Regions from separate parts of the Homo sapiens genome. Here region 2 is linked to region 1. A link is a loop called in an ENCODE intact Hi-C map of the cell type or tissue named here. Cell type or tissue: ovary. All regions are shown on one strand. Links, peaks and the distances in the headings refer to the core of each region. The heading gives the core; the rest is flanking DNA.

The links. Hi-C counts contacts between places; a loop is a spot of excess contacts. Peaks named below come from ENCODE experiments on the same cell type or tissue, not always from the same donor. Only the 100,000 strongest peaks of a DNase experiment are listed, where the experiment ranks them.
Region 2: a loop joins it to region 1, with 8 times the contacts of the local background. A loop is called at or near these places in 9 of 110 quality-filtered maps.

Annotation. Positions count from the first base shown.
Region 1 is chr2:200,569,775-200,574,181 of GRCh38, forward strand. It overlaps SGO2 (shugoshin 2), which reads left to right. Exons shown (of 9, transcript NM_152524.6): 6 at 1-118; 7 at 1,276-4,203. Among named protein-coding and RNA genes, the nearest start is that of AOX1, 14 kb to the right of the region's middle. In ovary, for the core only: no CTCF peak of the experiment used is centred there; no DNase peak of the experiment used is centred there.
Region 2 is chr2:200,824,955-200,829,361 of GRCh38, forward strand. BZW1 (basic leucine zipper and W2 domains 1) reads left to right here. Exons shown (of 12, transcript NM_001207067.2): 12 at 1-2,384. Among named protein-coding and RNA genes, the nearest start is that of BZW1-AS1, 15 kb to the left of the region's middle. In ovary, for the core only: no CTCF peak of the experiment used is centred there; no DNase peak of the experiment used is centred there; H3K27ac peaks cover 3,270 bases.

The DNA.
Region 1 (4,407 bases), core at 236-4,235:
CAACCTTTATCAACTCAGGATAATTCGGAAGTGTTATTTCTTAAAGAAAATAATCAAAATGTATATGGTTTAGATGATTCAGAACATATTTCTTCTATAGTTGATGTACCTCCCAGAGGTGAGATTGTTTTAAAAATTCATTTTGAGTATTTGTATTAGTTACATTCATCAGATGTTCTTCCTGAGGGCAATTATGTATAACAGTTAATAAGTTAGCTCTCTTATGTTACCGATTTGCTAACTTCTGCCATTTAAAACTGCTGGTGATAGATTTAATTTTAAAGTAAATATGCTGACAAACATCACACCCACAGTGGCCTAATACTGTTACTCTGGAAGAAATATTTAGAAATAAATGGACCTAATGAGCTTTTCTCAATATCTTAGCTTATGATTTGAAAGATACCATATATTTACTTAGTTTTACCCTCTTTTTTTGTAGATATGAAAATTGGGGGCCTAGATAGGTATAGAGACTCTTTGAAGATCATCACCAGTTAATTAATGGTAAAGCAAAAACTTGAGTCTGGGTAATGGTTGAGCAAGAAAAAAGATGGCATTTACATTTTATTTACATAGTATTCCTAAATGATAATCTGTGGTGTAGTCTGGTGCTTACAGATTTGCCATAGATTTTCAGACTGGGATATGGAACTATAACAATTTTGAATTTAGAGCTTAGAATTGTTTTTCCTTTCTGAAAATGTGTGTGTGTGTGTGTGTGTGTGTGTGTGTGGGCATATGTATATGTATATAATATATACACACACACATATATACACACATATATATGGTATACATATAATGTATACAGTATACATATATACATGTGTGTATATATTTACACACATACAAACATATATTAATATATGTATATATAATTTATATAAATTTTAGCTGCCTGTTGATAGTCTTTGATAGCAATCCTTTTCAGAGCTATCACTATTATTTGGGTTCATTTGCTGGCCTCCTTTCACTCTAGAAATGTATGCTAATGGTTCTACTGTTGGCTGTACTCCACTCTACTGTTGGGGCTGAGGCAGAATTCTCAGTATATATTTTCTGTAGATACAAATGTAAAATGTGATTTAGGAGTATTCATCATTTCTAACTTATTTTCTTATAAGCATAGATTCTTAGTAATATTAGGATCTGATCAGAACACATTGTCAGAAATTATATCTGTGAAACAGCTTGATTTCGAATCTAATTTGTTTAAGGTAACTTATTTATTTCATTACTTGTTTCTGAGTTTTGTTTTCCTTTTCTTAATAGAAAGCCATTCCCACTCAGACCAAAGTTCTAAGACTTCTCTAATGAGTGAGATGAGAAACGCCCAGTCTATTGGCCGCAGATGGGAGAAACCATCTCCTAGTAATGTGACTGAAAGGAAGAAGCGTGGGTCATCTTGGGAATCAAATAATCTTTCTGCAGACACTCCCTGTGCAACAGTTTTAGATAAACAACACATTTCAAGTCCAGAATTAAATTGCAATAATGAGATAAATGGTCATACTAATGAAACAAATACTGAAATGCAAAGAAATAAACAGGATCTTCCTGGCTTATCTTCTGAGTCTGCCAGAGAACCTAATGCAGAGTGCATGAATCAAATTGAGGATAATGATGACTTTCAATTGCAGAAAACTGTGTATGATGCTGACATGGATTTAACTGCTAGTGAAGTCAGCAAAATTGTCACAGTCTCAACAGGCATTAAAAAGAAAAGTAATAAAAAAACAAATGAACATGGAATGAAAACTTTCAGAAAAGTGAAAGATTCCAGCTCTGAAAAAAAGAGAGAAAGATCAAAGAGACAGTTTAAAAATAGTTCAGATGTCGATATTGGGGAAAAGATTGAAAACAGGACAGAAAGATCTGATGTCCTGGATGGCAAAAGGGGTGCAGAAGATCCCGGTTTTATTTTCAATAATGAACAGCTGGCTCAGATGAATGAACAGCTGGCTCAGGTGAATGAACTAAAGAAAATGACCCTTCAAACTGGCTTTGAACAAGGTGACAGAGAAAATGTACTGTGTAATAAAAAGGAGAAAAGAATAACAAATGAGCAAGAGGAAACATACTCTTTATCCCAAAGTTCAGGTAAATTTCACCAGGAGAGTAAATTTGATAAGGGTCAGAATTCCCTAACTTGTAATAAAAGTAAAGCTTCTAGACAGACATTTGTGATTCACAAATTAGAAAAAGATAACTTACTCCCAAACCAAAAGGATAAAGTAACCATTTATGAAAACCTAGACGTCACAAATGAATTTCACACAGCCAATCTTTCCACCAAAGATAATGGAAATTTATGTGATTATGGGACCCACAATATATTGGATTTGAAAAAGTATGTCACTGATATTCAACCCTCAGAGCAAAATGAATCAAACATTAATAAGCTTAGAAAGAAAGTAAACCGGAAGACAGAAATAATTTCTGGAATGAACCACATGTATGAGGATAATGATAAAGATGTGGTGCATGGCCTAAAAAAAGGTAATTTTTTTTTCAAAACCCAAGAGGATAAAGAACCTATCTCTGAAAACATAGAAGTTTCCAAAGAGCTTCAAATCCCAGCTCTTTCTACTAGAGATAATGAAAATCAATGTGACTATAGGACCCAGAATGTGTTGGGTTTGCAAAAGCAGATCACCAATATGTACCCCGTTCAGCAAAATGAATCAAAAGTTAATAAGAAGCTTAGGCAGAAAGTAAATCGGAAGACAGAAATAATTTCTGAAGTGAATCATTTAGATAATGACAAAAGTATAGAATACACAGTTAAAAGTCACTCACTCTTTTTAACGCAAAAAGATAAGGAAATCATCCCTGGAAACCTAGAAGACCCAAGTGAGTTTGAAACACCTGCTCTTTCTACCAAAGATAGTGGAAACCTGTATGATTCTGAGATTCAAAATGTTTTGGGGGTGAAACATGGCCATGATATGCAACCTGCTTGTCAAAATGATTCAAAAATAGGTAAGAAGCCTAGACTAAATGTATGTCAAAAGTCAGAAATAATTCCTGAAACCAACCAAATATATGAGAATGATAACAAAGGTGTACATGACCTAGAAAAAGATAACTTCTTCTCTCTAACCCCAAAGGATAAAGAAACAATTTCTGAAAATCTACAAGTCACAAATGAATTTCAAACAGTTGATCTTCTCATCAAAGATAATGGAAATTTATGTGATTATGACACCCAGAATATATTGGAGTTGAAAAAGTATGTTACTGATAGGAAATCTGCTGAGCAAAATGAATCAAAAATAAATAAGCTCAGGAATAAAGTGAATTGGAAGACAGAAATAATTTCTGAAATGAACCAGATATATGAGGATAATGATAAAGATGCACATGTCCAAGAAAGCTATACAAAAGATCTTGATTTTAAAGTAAATAAATCTAAACAAAAACTTGAATGCCAAGACATTATCAATAAACACTATATGGAAGTCAACAGTAATGAAAAGGAAAGTTGTGATCAAATTTTAGATTCCTACAAAGTAGTTAAAAAACGTAAGAAAGAATCATCATGCAAGGCAAAGAACATTTTGACAAAAGCTAAGAACAAACTTGCTTCACAGTTAACAGAATCTTCACAGACATCTATCTCCTTAGAATCTGATTTAAAACATATTACTAGTGAAGCAGATTCTGATCCAGGAAACCCAGTTGAACTATGTAAGACTCAGAAGCAAAGCACTACCACTTTGAATAAAAAAGATCTCCCTTTTGTGGAAGAAATAAAAGAAGGAGAGTGTCAGGTTAAAAAGGTAAATAAAATGACATCTAAGTCAAAGAAAAGGAAGACCTCCATAGATCCTTCTCCAGAGAGCCATGAAGTAATGGAAAGAATACTTGACAGCGTTCAGGGAAAGTCTACTGTATCTGAACAAGCTGATAAGGAAAACAATTTGGAGAATGAGAAAATGGTCAAAAATAAGCCAGACTTTTACACAAAGGCATTTAGATCTTTGTCTGAGATACATTCACCTAACATACAAGATTCTTCCTTTGACAGTGTTCGTGAAGGTTTAGTACCTTTGAGCGTTTCTTCTGGTAAAAATGTGATAATAAAAGAAAATTTTGCCTTGGAGTGCTCCCCAGCCTTTCAAGTAAGTGATGATGAGCATGAGAAGATGAACAAGATGAAATTTAAAGTCAACCGGAGAACCCAAAAATCAGGAATAGGTAGGTTAATAACCATTATGAAATGATAAAGTTTTAGAAGTGTTTTGTTTTTTGTTTTCGTTTTTTACTTAGCCAGTGAAGTATTTTCTAACTGGTATTTTTATGGAATTTAAAAACAATATATAACTGAGTACATGATCCATAGAAATAGCATGAAGGAATAAAGAAAGTTTCATACTTTGGGAAATAACAGTGAGAGTATCT
Region 2 (4,407 bases), core at 275-4,274, 260 kb after region 1:
AGCCACCGCGCCCAGCTAGACTTTTTTCTAATAGAGTCCCCCATAAATTTTATTACCATAGATACGCTGTGTATGTACTGTTTCTGTGCTTTGTACATGAAAAGAGTAAAATGTTTTTGTTTTTGTTTTGGAGACAGTCTCACTCTGTTACCTGGGCTGGAGTGCAATGGCATGATCTCAGCTCACTGCAATCTCTGCCTCCTGGGTTCAAGCGATTCTCTTGCTTCAGCCTCCTGAGTAGCTGGGATTACAGGCGGCCACCACCACCCCTGGCTAATTTTTGTATTTTTAGTAGAGGTTTCACCACGTTGATCAGGCTGGTCTCAAACTCCTGACCTCGTGGTCTGCCTGCCTTGGCCTCCCAAAGTGCTGGGATTACAGGCGTGAGCCACCATGCCCAACCAATTTTTTTTTTTTAAATCCTTGGTAGTGATTGACCCCCATTGAGAATGCATGCTCTAATATTTTTTAAAAGGGAAGAAGACCTAGTGATAGACCTTTGCATTGGCAGGCATGTCTTTATGTTTATACAGTGAAGTAGTATTTTTTCTGTCAGGGTCAATAGAAAGTAGACGAAATTCATTTTCAGCCAATCTTTCACCAGTTGTGCTTTGTTCCTTACCCCACCACAGGCAACAGACAAAGCATTTCCTGCTGTCTTTCAAGGTCTTAACAGATTCTTTCTTGATTATAAATGTATTACTAAGTAGAATCATTTGGGTTCTTTCTATAAAAATCAGTGAAAATCCTCTAGATGAATGAATTAAAGTTGTAGGCATAACACTGATAAACCTCTGCTCTCATACTGAAGTAGGCTGCTTGCAGGAACTGACAACTATTGGTTGGCTTTAAATGTAATGTAGATGCCAAAGTTTTAGTGTACAGTGTTACTTAAATTACCAAATTACCTTTGTACAAATATTCCTCAGATGCTGTCTACAGGTGCCATATAAAATAGGTTGATAAGTATTTGCAAATTCTGGTAAATTGCCTTGCTATGATTTTTCATGCTCAGTATTAGTCCTCTAGTATCAATACGAAGTTTTTCTATTCCCCAGCCTACTAAGGCCTACAGGTTAAAATACCAGGAATAAAAAGGTTTTCAGTGGACTTGATTTAAGTGGAATCTGGATGATGTGACAAGTACCTTTGTCTTTGGAGTAATGAGTTTATAATTGGCTTTTGTCCAAAAACTCTTAAGTGGATTAATATCTGAACAATCTTAGACATAATTATATGAAACTGGATCAGAAAGGCTTTCTGACTCCTTTCTCTTCACTTTTTTCTCCCAGCTTAACTAGAGGCAATTAACAGTCATTTCAAATCTAATTATTTTTATTTTCCAGTGTACTTATCATCCTTTCATCTTTATGCTAGGAGTATAGTCTCAGTTCTTAATGAGTTGATGGGATGAAGATATAGATAGATAGATAGATAGATAGATAGATAGATATTTTTTTTTTTTTTTTTTTTTTTTTTTTTTTTTTTGAGACAGAGTCTCGCTCTGTCGCCCAGGCGGGAGTGCAGTGGCACAATCTCGGCTCACTGCAAGCTCCGCCTTGGGGGTTCACACCATTCTCCTGTCTCAGCCTCCTAGCTGGGATTACAGGCGCCCACCAACCAAGCCCGGCTAAGGTATTTTTAAATGTACTCAATCACTGTCATTTTAGTAACCTTGAATCAGAACCTCAGTTGTTAAAGGCTTAACTGCTTGTGGCAACTACTATAGTGCTCTAGTGGGGACAGTGGTTAAAATCTGCAGAATCCCTTGCTTTGTCATCTTATCCAGAAGGACTGATAGCTTGTTAAACTGTGGTATGATTAGAATGTTGGTGGTTGTGTAGTGCATTTGGGGTGCTACAACGTTAATCAAATATAATTGAGCTGTTCTGTTTCCAGTCAGTGTAACCATTTAAAAATACCTTGGCAAAACAAGCTAGGAGCTAGTTCATGCTAATATTCTTAAGGACAAAAATAGTTTACAGCTTTTTTTTTTTTAATCTGAAATCCTGAAGGCTATGCTTAAAAGTTAGAGATAAACCTGTTGGAAATAAGTGATTCATTTATAGACTGAAGCCTCTATGACTTCAAAAAGATACTCAACAGTCTCTGGCATTTGAAGAACAAAATATTTTCTCTGTAAATACACCTCATTTCCATTCTAGTTAGGAGCAATGGCGCCCAGGACGGCACACAGAATGGAGAAAACTGGATAGCTGGTAACTCATTTAGCTCTTGGCACTCTAAAAAACCTCAAATACAGCCATCCAAGCCAGTAATTCTATTGCTGCGTTATTTCTGTGTTTAACTGTGAAACTTGCTTCTTGTCTGTACCCTTGAAATGGAATAAAATTTCATGAGACTCCTTGTTAATGTAGAGAAAAGCAATGACTGTTCAGTTGGTTGTACACTAAGGCCTCAGTCCTTGACCTTTCCCATTTTGCTCAGTGTTTTAAATATGATGTAAGGGCCTGTGCTTCCAGATATTTTTTTCTCCAGTCTCATTTTTGCATTTGTATGGCTCATGTACTTCAAACTGTTGGTACATGTTCCAAAAATGCCAGTGTTTAATTCAAAAGAGATGAATGTGATCTACTCCAGAATGCTTCAAGTCCTGTCCACTTTAACTCCAAAGTAATCTCAAATGCCACCGCAGTTCAGGCCACCAGCATCTTACCTAGTTACTAAGTGATTTTTGCATCCACTTTTGTGTATCTCATCTTTTAACAGCAAGAGTGGTCTTTGGATGTAGTTTACCAGTTTAAAATCTTTGTCTTTGCCTAGGTGGTCTTTCATGAACTATTCAGCTTCATCTGCCTTTTCCTCTTCGTCACTATGTGCTGTGTAGTTGGCAGAGCTTGTCACATCCAAACCTGCAGGTAATTGAACAAGCTGGTTACTGACTGGATTAGTATCCAGGGAATAGTGAAGATAGGAAAAAGATTATAAAGCCCATCAGTTAATACCATTTGTGTTTTGTTTTTTGAGGTGGTCTTGTCCTGTCACCCAGACTGACATGATCATAGCTGAGTGCAGCCTCAAACTCCTGGGCTCAAGCAATCTTCGCACCTCAGTGGCTGGGACTGTAGGTGTCACGCTTAATACTGTTATTAAAAAGACAACTAGGAGGGATGTTTGCTTGTAGAATGAAAACTGTTATGTGAATTCCAAGTATTAGGAAGCAACTTTTCTTAGACAAGATTAGATGAAAGCTATTTGTGCCCTGTGGTTAGTATTGCTTGATGTGACCAAGACAGGATGAGAAGCTGGCAGTCAGCAAATGTGAAACATACACTGTCAGGCCCTCTGCTGAGCTTTAAGACTATGGTAATGAACAGCACTGGACCCCAAGATTCAAGCCCATAGGAGGAGATAGGAAAGGAAGAGTAGGCTGAATGCAAAACGAAAGGATGTGGGAGGGACTGGCAAATTGGAGAGTCCAGTCTCAAGAATATAATCTGTAAATTATTAGGATACCGTGAAAGACAAATTGCACTTGCTGATAAAATATGGTTTGCAAATGCCTAATATCTGAACAAAACAGTGCATACCTACAGTCTAATGGAGAAAGATCTGTCTCCATCTGTTAGCTGTGTGACTGGGCAAATAATTTAGCCTCTGAATCTTGTTTCCTGAACCTGTAAAATGAGAATGGCAATCTAATTTTGATTAAATGATATCATTGCTGGGCACAGTGGCACACACCTGTAATCTCAGCTACTGGGGAGGCTGAGATAAAGAATTGCTTGAGTCCAGGAGTTCGAGGATATAGTGAGCTATGATCATATGTGAGAATAGCCACTGCCCTCCAGCCTGGGCAACATAGTGAGACCCCATCTCTGGGGGAAAAAAATGGTATCATTTTACCCAGTGATAAAATGACAGTCTCAACTACATGGGGCAGTTGAGAAGTTCTACTTAAAGTAGCTGGGATTACAGGCATGTGCCACCACACTCGGCTAATTTTGTTTGTATTTTTAGTAGAGATGGGGTTTCTCCATGTTGGTCAGGCTAGTCTCGAACTCCCGACCTCAGGTGATCCACCCGCCTCGGCCTCCCAAAGGGCTGGGATTACAGGCGTGAGCCACCGCGCCCAGCCATAAATACAGGTTTTTATGTTTGATAGGAACTGGTGGAAGGTAATTTAAGTGCCAGCAGCCATCATTATGATGCCTGCTTTAGCAACTATAAAAAAGGAGAAGCAAGATAGTAGCTGAAATCCTTATAGCCCAGTAGTGAATGATAATCATGCTTTGTGTGACTGGTCAAGTATTCAGTGAATCTCACAAAATCCTTTGTAGTAACAGTATAAATATTATCAACTTCTAAGAACAAGAGAGGAGAGTTAATGGCAAATGAAAAATATCCAACTGTTGGAAGAAGGCAAGCAGATATGACCAACAACCA